Regions from separate parts of the Homo sapiens genome. Here region 2 is linked to region 1. Evidence: read pairs that join two places in POLR2A ChIA-PET (ENCODE). Cell type or tissue: MCF 10A. All regions are shown on one strand. Links, peaks and the distances in the headings refer to the core of each region. The heading gives the core; the rest is flanking DNA.

Region 1 (4,392 bases), core at 319-4,318:
TTCCCCATGATCACATATCCCATCTCAGGTCAACAGGAGGGCTCCTCCCTTGCCCTCATCAAGGACTGCACTCAGGGATTCTCTACCTGCATCGTTGGTTTTTTTCTTTCTTCTAGGATATTGCCCGCCTGCCTACAACATGCTGTTGGTTTTTCCTATCTCAAAAAAACAAAACGACTGCCTTGAACCCATGCTATACTTTAGCTTCTGCCCTATTTTTCTGCTCCCCTTTAGAGCAATACGAAAGAGTTGTCCATACTGACTCTCCCCAGTTTCTGTTCTCCTAGTCTCTCTTGAAACTGCTGCAATTAGGTTTCAAGAAACCTCTCCATGGCAATTAGGTTTTTGCCTCCATTATTCCAATGAAACTGCCTATACCTAGGTCTCCAGGGCCTTCCATGTTGTAAACTCAATGGCCAATTCTCAGCCATAATCTTCTTGGCTCTGACAGCATCATTTAACATAACTGATCATTTCTTTCTCCTTAAAACACTTTCTTTTCTTGGTTTCCAGGACATTGTGCTCATAAGGCTTTTCTCCATGAGGCATCTCCTTCTCAGTCTACTTTGCTGAATCCTTTTCTCTCCACCTCTTAACATAGAAGTGCCCCTTAAGGTAGAAGAAGCCACCAGAAGCTCAGGCCTTGAATCTCTTTTATGTCTACGCTCACTCCTTTGATTTTCCCACCTAGTTTCAAAGCTTTAAGCATATATGCTGATGACTTTCAAATTTATGTCTTCAGCCTGCTTGCACAGCTGTCCTGAACACTATGCTCATATATCTAACTGCATAATCGAAATCTCCATTTAGATGGGTAATTAATATCACCAATGTAATACATGCAGAGCTGAACTCCTGATGTTCTGTCCCCCTAGACCTCTTCTGCCTCAGTCTTCCATACCCTTGTTCAGTCCAAGAATCTTGAAGTCATTCTTGACTCTTTTCTTCCATAGAAAATCTTGCTGTCTTACTCTACCTTCAGATCATAATCAGAATTGGATCACTTCTCATCAACCTCCACTGTAATCACGTTGATTCCAGCCCCCCCTTGTCTTTTGCATGGATGATTGTCATTGCATCCCATCTCCTCGCCCTACTTTTGCCCTTGTCCCACTTTGGTCTACCTTAACACAACTGCCAGGAAACTCCTATTATAGTGTGACTCAGGTCATGTCATTCCTTGTTATAGAGGCATCCAGTGGCATTCTATCTCATTCTGAGTAAAAGCCAAAGTCTTTGGAATGGCCTCAAGAGCCAATACTATGTGTCCTGCCCCACCTCCCACCCCATGGGTCTCACTGTCCTCCTTCTCACACAGCCCCAGCCACGGGACCACTTCCACTGCAGGACCTTTTCCCTTGCTGGTGCCTCTGCCTGGAATGTGCTTTCTCTAGATATCTACATGGGTCCAGTCTTCAATTAAATGCCATTTTCTTAAAGAGGCTTTCTCTACCATCTTGTATAAATTTGTAAGCTCACCCTACCCCCAAACATGTTCTCTCTCCCTTCCCAGCTTTATTTTTCTTCATAGAACTTTCTCCCCTGGCTGGGCGCGGTGGCTCACTCCGGTAATCCCAGCATTTTGGGGGGCCAAGGTGGGCCGATCACGAGGTCAGGAGATCGAGACCATCCTGGCTAACACGGTGAAACCCCGTCTCTACTAAAAATACAAAAATTAGCCAGGCATGGTGGCGGGTTCCTGTAGTCCCAGCTACTCAGGAGGCTGAGGCAGGAGAATCACTTGAACCTGGGAGACAGAGGTTGCAGTCGGCTGGGATTGCGCCACTGCACTCCAGCCTGAGCGACAGAGCAAGACTCAGTCTCAAAAAAAAAAAAAAAAAAAAAAAAGAGTTTAGATCTTTCAACTCAATGAAATAGCATTGTTTTGGTTGTTGTTGCTGTTTTGTTTTGTTTTCATAAAAATAAAGCTAGCACCAAGTCCTGGCTGAAAAGTCGAGGTCTATGTTCTTGCTGTTCAGTTTGTGTTCTGTTTGGAGCAGGCTCGGGTCTGAGGGCAACCCCAAAACTACCATTTCTGATATGCAATGTGATGCGGGTGGAGGCAGATGGAATTCTCTTTTAAGAAGTGATCTTGGCCAGGCGCCGTGGCTCACGCCTGCAATCCCAGCACTTTGGGAGGCCCAGATGGGCGGATCATGGGGTCAGGAGATCGAGAGCATCCTGGCTAACACGGTGAAACCCCGTCTCTACTAAAAACACACAAAAAAATTAGCTGGGCGCGGTGGCGGGCGCCTGTAGTCCCAGCTACTCGGGAGGCTGAGGCAGGAGAAAGGCGTGAACCCGGGAGGCGGAGTTTGCAGTGAGCCGAGATCGTGCCACTGCACTCCAGCTTGGGCGACCGAGCGAGACTCCGCCTCAAAAAAAAAAAAGAAGTGATCTTTAAGAATTGAGCTTTGCCTCTTCCATTTTTGAGACTAAAAGGCTTAACTAAAAAGATACTGAAGGCTCCACCCAGTCAAGCCATTCATAGTTGCCCGGTGAACACATGCTTCAGGCGCTCTTTCTTCCTTTGGCAAAAGTCTGATTCTGTAGCCTCTGGCCATGTTCTGGAGGCGGGACACTCCCACTGGGAGCCACACCCGCCTTCATCATGCAGTGAGCACACCAAACAGGTTTGCCTGGCTAGACGGTGGCTGAGGTGTCTGCGGCAGAGGGAAGTACAGTCATGCACACGCCCAGTGACGGAGCCACTGATGGACACCTCCACATGAAGGAAGCAATTGCTCTGCTCTCCCCTGGCTTAAAATAAACAGAGTAACTGCACAAAGGTGGATTTCCTGTGCGAGGAGAGCAGGGCTCAGGGACCCCTTCCCAGCCCTGTGCTTGCTTTTGAAATCCTATATTCTTTTTTTTTTTTTAAAGAGGACTCCCAAATTGTACAAGCTTCAGGCCCCACAAAAACTTTGTTTGCCATGACTATACTAAATTTTGTATATTGTTTCATATACTTACCCATTTATGTGAAGTACTTTATAAGGTAGTGTTGTTCCCATTTACAGGAAACACAGGCAAGATTGAGAGATTTAACCTGAGATCACACACCTAAATTGTCCATGAACGGTGGCTGCCACTCAGTAGGGCCTAAGGTTTACTTGAACTTGTTTTGATGTCTTTTGGTATATTTACTGGTTGTCTGATTTCAAATGCATCTCCCACATTAAAAGACTTGGCTCGCTTTTATTTTATGTTCATGGAACCATGCAGAACAAACGTGCCAAGTCCTAGCAGTAGAGAGTAATGATGAACCCCAGGAAGCCCAGCCCATTCCACCATCTCTCAGCCTGTTCACATCTATGAAGAGAAATTGCCATTTAGGCCTGTAATCCCGGCTGCCTGGGAGACTGAAGCAGGAGAATCACTGGAACCCAGGAGGCAGAGGCTGCAGTGAGCCGAGATCGGGCCACTGCACTCCAACCTGGGTGACAGAGGGAGACTCCATCTCAAAAAAAAAAAAAAAAAAATTGCCATTTAGAAAATCGTGTGAAAAGTAGAGAAACTGATGGGGAACTAAAATACTTATGTTAAGTTTTTAAAAATCAGTATCAGTCGTATCAGTCTCCACCTAGTTTTTCAGAAGGCTTTTGTCTTCCATAGATGGAACATCTTGATTAATTAACCAAGTCAATGTTTATACAATGCTTAGAGTATCTCAGTTTCTTAAGAAACTCAGAGAAGAGTTAACATTCATTGTTTCTAACTCTGTGATGAGCACAGACACATTCTGAACTTCTCTCTTCCTAATTCAAAGAGGTTGCAACCTGTTTCCTAGCAAGGGCAGCTGAAAGTAAAGATAATGTCTGGTTGAGTTCAACATGCAGACACATAGGATATACAAATGGTGAAAGCTAACACCAGGGGGAAAATTGTTAAGAACCAGTACACTAGTTACTAGATATATTAGATGTGATGAATCACTTAGGTGAGGGGCTTATTAAACCCAGACTGTTCTGAATCCTTCCACCCCTACTGTCTGATTCAGTCGGTCTAGGGTGGGGTTTGACAATGCATTTCTAAGAGGTTCCCGGGCAAGACAGATGTTGCTGGGCCCAGAGCTTCACTTTGAGAACCACCACTCTTGGAGATGTTCTGCAGTCCACAATCCTGTGCAAATACAAACTTGGTCTTATTACCTATTCAACCCTCATAAAGCTCAGTGCAAGAGCATAATAAAGCCCTCAATAGTTTTTGACAGACCTTCCTTAGAATTTAGTAAGACACCAGTAGACTACCATTGGTATGCTTTTGATGTCAACATGGTAAGATCTTTATACTCTGGGCCCTGATTAATGACTAGGCACTTTAAAGCCTCAAATAAGCAACGAGAGCTTGAAATAACCAAAAACTTGCTATGTTGTCATTGGTTTTTGTGTG
Region 2 (4,392 bases), core at 245-4,244, 220 kb after region 1:
GAAAAATAGAAATTATCAAATCCTAACACCATAAAGAAAATAGACTTAAAAGGACAGAACCTCAGGAACATGTTGGACTATAACAAAAGACCTAGCATTCATGTCTTCAGAGTTCCAGAAGGAGAGAAGAAAGAGAGAGGGCTAAAAAATATTCAAAGAATGGCAGAAAATTTACCAAATTTGGCAAAAGATATAAACCTACAAATTTAAGAAGCCAAATTGAGGAGCATGGTTAAGGGTGGGAGTACTCCCATTGGGAAGAAGGGAATTACATGAAAATTTGCTGGTACTGAATGTTGGGATCCTCTATCTTCTACCTTCCAACTCTGCTTCTAGAACACAGGCAGCTAAGGCATATCACTCCAGGAATGAGATTTGAAATATTTTTGTATGATCATATGCTAAAAAAAAAAAAAGACTTAATGATACTGATTTACCACAGAAAGAGCCTGGGTGGATCAACCAGTGAAGAGGAGATGAGGAGGAGAAGAAAGGAAGAGAGAAGAGAGATGGGGGAAGAGGTTGGTGGCAAGAACAGAAGAAAGCAAATTGTCAAATTGTAAAGGTTTCTCAGAACCAAAGGTCATAAATTTCTAGACTGAAAGGGCCCACTTAGTGTCCAACACATAATGAAATTTGGGAATACTGGGACCAAAGAGAAGGTCCAATAAGATTCCAGAGAGGAAAAAGATAGGTTTATATAAAGAATCAAGAGGTAGAATGGCATCAGACATCAGACCTTTCCTTTTTTTTTTTTTTTTTTAAGACGGAGTCTTGCTCTGTTGCCCAGGCTGGAGTGCAGTGGTGCAGTCTTGGCTCACTGCAACCTCCACTTCCCAGGCTCAAGCAATTCTCATGCCTCAGCCTCCCGAGTAGCTGAGACTGCAGGCATGCGCCACCATACCCAGCTAATTTTTGTATTTTTAGTAGAGATGGGGTTTCACTATGTTTACCAGGCTGGTCTGGAACTCCCGGCCTCAAGACATCCTCCCACCTCGGCCTCCCAAAGTGCTGGGATTACAGATGTAAGCCACCACACCCAATCCAGACTTTTCAAAAGTAATTCTTAGTTTTAAAAAGCTATGAAAATGTATTTTCAAAAATTTTAGGGAAAGTGATATCCCACTGTATAATTTTATACCTAGGCACACTATAAGTCAAGTGTAGAAAAAATACATTTTCAAATATGTGAGGTCTCAAAAGTTATGTCCAATGCACCCTTTCTTAGGAAGTTAATGGATGTCATCTACAGTCAAGGGAGTAAATCAAGAAATACGAAGACATCAGATTCAAAATGTAGAGAAGCCACAACCTAAGAGAAAAACAAAGGGAATTCCTGGGATGATGGCAAAGTGATAACAGCTATGTACATAGCAGGCCTAGAGAACCACTTCAGAATAGAACTGGTCAGAGAACTCTGGAAGAGTGCTTTAAATAAAATGAAACCAGTATTTTATTTCAAACACAATCTATTGGCTTTGAACATATTGAAAGGAGATTTTTACAACTTAAGGAATTTGGGGCTAAATTAATGAAAGCCACGTAGAAAATGAGCAAATGGCTGGGCGCAGTGGCTCACGCCTGTAATACCAGCACTTTGGGAGGCCAAGACGGACGGATTGCCTGAGGTCAGGAGTTCAAGACCAGCCTGGCTAACATGGTGAAACCCCATCTCTACTAAAAATACAAAAAATAGCCGGATGTGGTGGCGCACGCCTGTAGTCCCAGATACGTGGGAGGCTGAGGCAGGAGAATTGCTTGAACCCGGGAGGCAGAGGAGTTGCAGTGAGCCCGAGATCACACCACTGCACTCTAGCCTGGGTGACAAAGAAAGGCTCCGTCTCAAAAAAAAAAAAAAAAAAAAAGAAAGAAAGAAAAAAGAAAATGAGCAAATGAAAAGCAATACAATTATTGACTGCTGGGAAAACGTTTTTTGCAGGAATGAAAAATCAGCTCACACCATATGGCTCACCTGTGAATCACATTTTTCAAACATATTAAGATAAATGCTGAATACTTAAGATATAACCATATTGGTGAATGAAAGGCCAGGAAAGAGTGGTTGTATATTAAGGAAATGAGGCAAAATGAAAGAGATAACTAAATTCTTATCTTTCAGAGTTGGAAGTCAATATCCAATGCCAAAACTGGAAACAAAACTTTAAGTAGCAATATAAGCATATTATTTAAAGATAAAGATATAAATGTCAAAAAATAATCAGCTAAAAGAGTTAAAAATGGTTGCCTCTGAGGAGCAAGAATTAGAGGGTGATAGAAGACCATCAAGGAATTCTATTTTTCTTTCTTTTTTTTTTTTTTGAGACTGAGTATCATCTACGGCCATACCACTCTGAACACGCCCCATCTTGTCTGATCTCGGAAGCTAAGCAGGGTCGGGCCTGGTTAGTGCTTGGATGGGAGATGGAGTCTCGCTCTGTCACTCAGGCTGGAGTGCAGTAGCATGATCTCGGCTCACTGCAACCTCTGCCTCCTGGGTTCCAGCGATTCTCCTGCCCTAGCCTTCCACGTAGCTGGGACTATAGGTGCACGCCACCATGCCTGGCTAATTTTGTATTTTTAGTAGAGACAGGGTTTCAGCACGTTGGCCAGGCTGGTCTCAAACTCCTGACCTCAGGTGATCTGCCTGCCTCGGCCTCCCGGCCTCTTTTATTTATTTATTTATTTATTTATTTATTTATTTTGAGAAGTAGTCTTGCTCTGTTGCCCAGGCTGGAGTGCAGTGGCGCGATCTCGGCTCACTGCAACCTCCACCTCCCAGGTTCAAGCTATTCTCCTGCCTCAGCCTCCTGAGTAGCTGGCATTACAGGCACGCACCACCACTCCAGGCTAATTTTTGTATTTTTTAGTAGAGATGGGGTTTCACCACGTTGGCCAGGCTTGTCTTGAACTCCTGACATCAGGTGATCCACCCGCCTCGGCTTCCCCAAGTGCTGGGATTACAGGCGTGAGCCACCGCACCCAGCCTGAACTCTATTTTTCATAACAAACCTGGTACAGCTATTTGATTCTAAACTATATGCATGTATAATACTGAAAAAAATCAAAACTAGGCCAGGCCAGGTGCAGTGGCTCACGCCTGTAATCCCAGTACTTTGGGAGGCTGAGGCGGGTGGATCATCTGAGGTCGAGAGTTTGAGACCAGCCTGGCCAATATGGTGAAACCCTATCTCTACTAAAAATACAATAATTAGCCAGGCTGTGGTGGTGCATGCCTGTAATCCCAGCTACTTGGGAGGCTGAGGCTGGAGAATCGCTTGAACCTGGGAGGCAGAGGTTGCAGTGAGCTGAGATTGCACCGCTGCACTCCAGCTGGGGCAACAGAGTGAGACCCTGTCTCAAAAAAAAAAACAAAAACAAACACAAACAAACAAAAAAAACTAGGCCAGGCATGGTGGCTCATTCCTGTAATCCCAGCGCTTTGAGAGGCTGAGGCAGCAGGATCACTGGAGGCCAGGAGTTCAAGACCAGCCTAGGCAACATAGTGAGACCCTGTCTGTACCAAAAAAAAAAAAAAAAAAAAAAAAAATCAAGAATGGTGGCACAGGTAGTCCTAGCTAATTGGGAGGCTGAGCAGGGAGGATTGTTTGAGCCCAGGAGTTCGAGGCTGCAGTGAGCTATGATCGTGCCACTGCACTTTAGCCTGGGCAACAGAGTGAAACCCTGTTTCTTAAAAAAAAGAGAGAGAACTAAAATATTAAAATATAAAGCTCAGTATCATATTTCGTAATGACTCTTTGGAAATATATTTTTGTCCTGTCACAAATATGGATTGCAGATCATTTATTATCTTCAAACACCCAGTTTTAAGTTGTTATTCTATTTTCTAAGTTTTCTTCTGTCCCATAACTGCTTTGAAGAACATAATTTATATTAAATTAGTTATAAACTTTGTATTTCAAAGTTTGGTTAGTGATTTGAAGATATTTCCTGTATTTAAGTGATTATTGTTTTATGTGCTGATGATATAACACTTACTGATATTTAAAATATTTTTTGTGACATAACTCTACCGAAAAATAAAGAATTTCATTGGCTGTACTTGAAAATTTTTAGAACAGATTTTGGAAGTGTTTGTGTTAATACTAATTTTGTGCCAACATTTTAAAATTTGTATTAATGTGTAATTTATTAAATTTTTAAAAAACTATCAACTTTGGTTCTGAAGCACTGATTTTCAGACAAGTGCAGGGAAGTATCACTATACTATGGTGAAATAAGATGAATAAACAATATAGCATGTTGTTCATGAAGCTAAATCAACTTAAGAATTTTACTCTTGGTGGGTCTCAGTAGCTCGGGCGGCGGGAGGAGTGGCAGCGGCCAGGCAGCCCAGTTTCGCGGAGGCTCTCGGCGCGCCACGGCCCGCAGGCA

What was found. Peaks named below come from ENCODE experiments on the same cell type or tissue, not always from the same donor. Only the 100,000 strongest peaks of a DNase experiment are listed, where the experiment ranks them.
Region 2: POLR2A ChIA-PET joins it to region 1 with 5 read pairs; 2 of 35 experiments call an interaction of 5 or more read pairs at or near these places.

The regions. Positions count from the first base shown.
Region 1 is chr1:183,158,389-183,162,780 of GRCh38, reverse strand. No RefSeq gene overlaps it. Among named protein-coding and RNA genes, the nearest start is that of LAMC1-AS1, 19 kb to the right of the region's middle. RefSeq lists an enhancer at 3,166-3,667. In MCF 10A, for the core only: no CTCF peak of the experiment used is centred there; a DNase peak (open chromatin) is centred at 2,610.
Region 2 is chr1:182,942,431-182,946,822 of GRCh38, reverse strand. The region is part of intron 2 of SHCBP1L (SHC binding and spindle associated 1 like); the gene reads left to right. It also overlaps the pseudogene HMGN1P4 and the pseudogene RNA5SP71. Among named protein-coding and RNA genes, the nearest start is that of SHCBP1L, 8.5 kb to the left of the region's middle. In MCF 10A, for the core only: no CTCF peak of the experiment used is centred there; no DNase peak of the experiment used is centred there.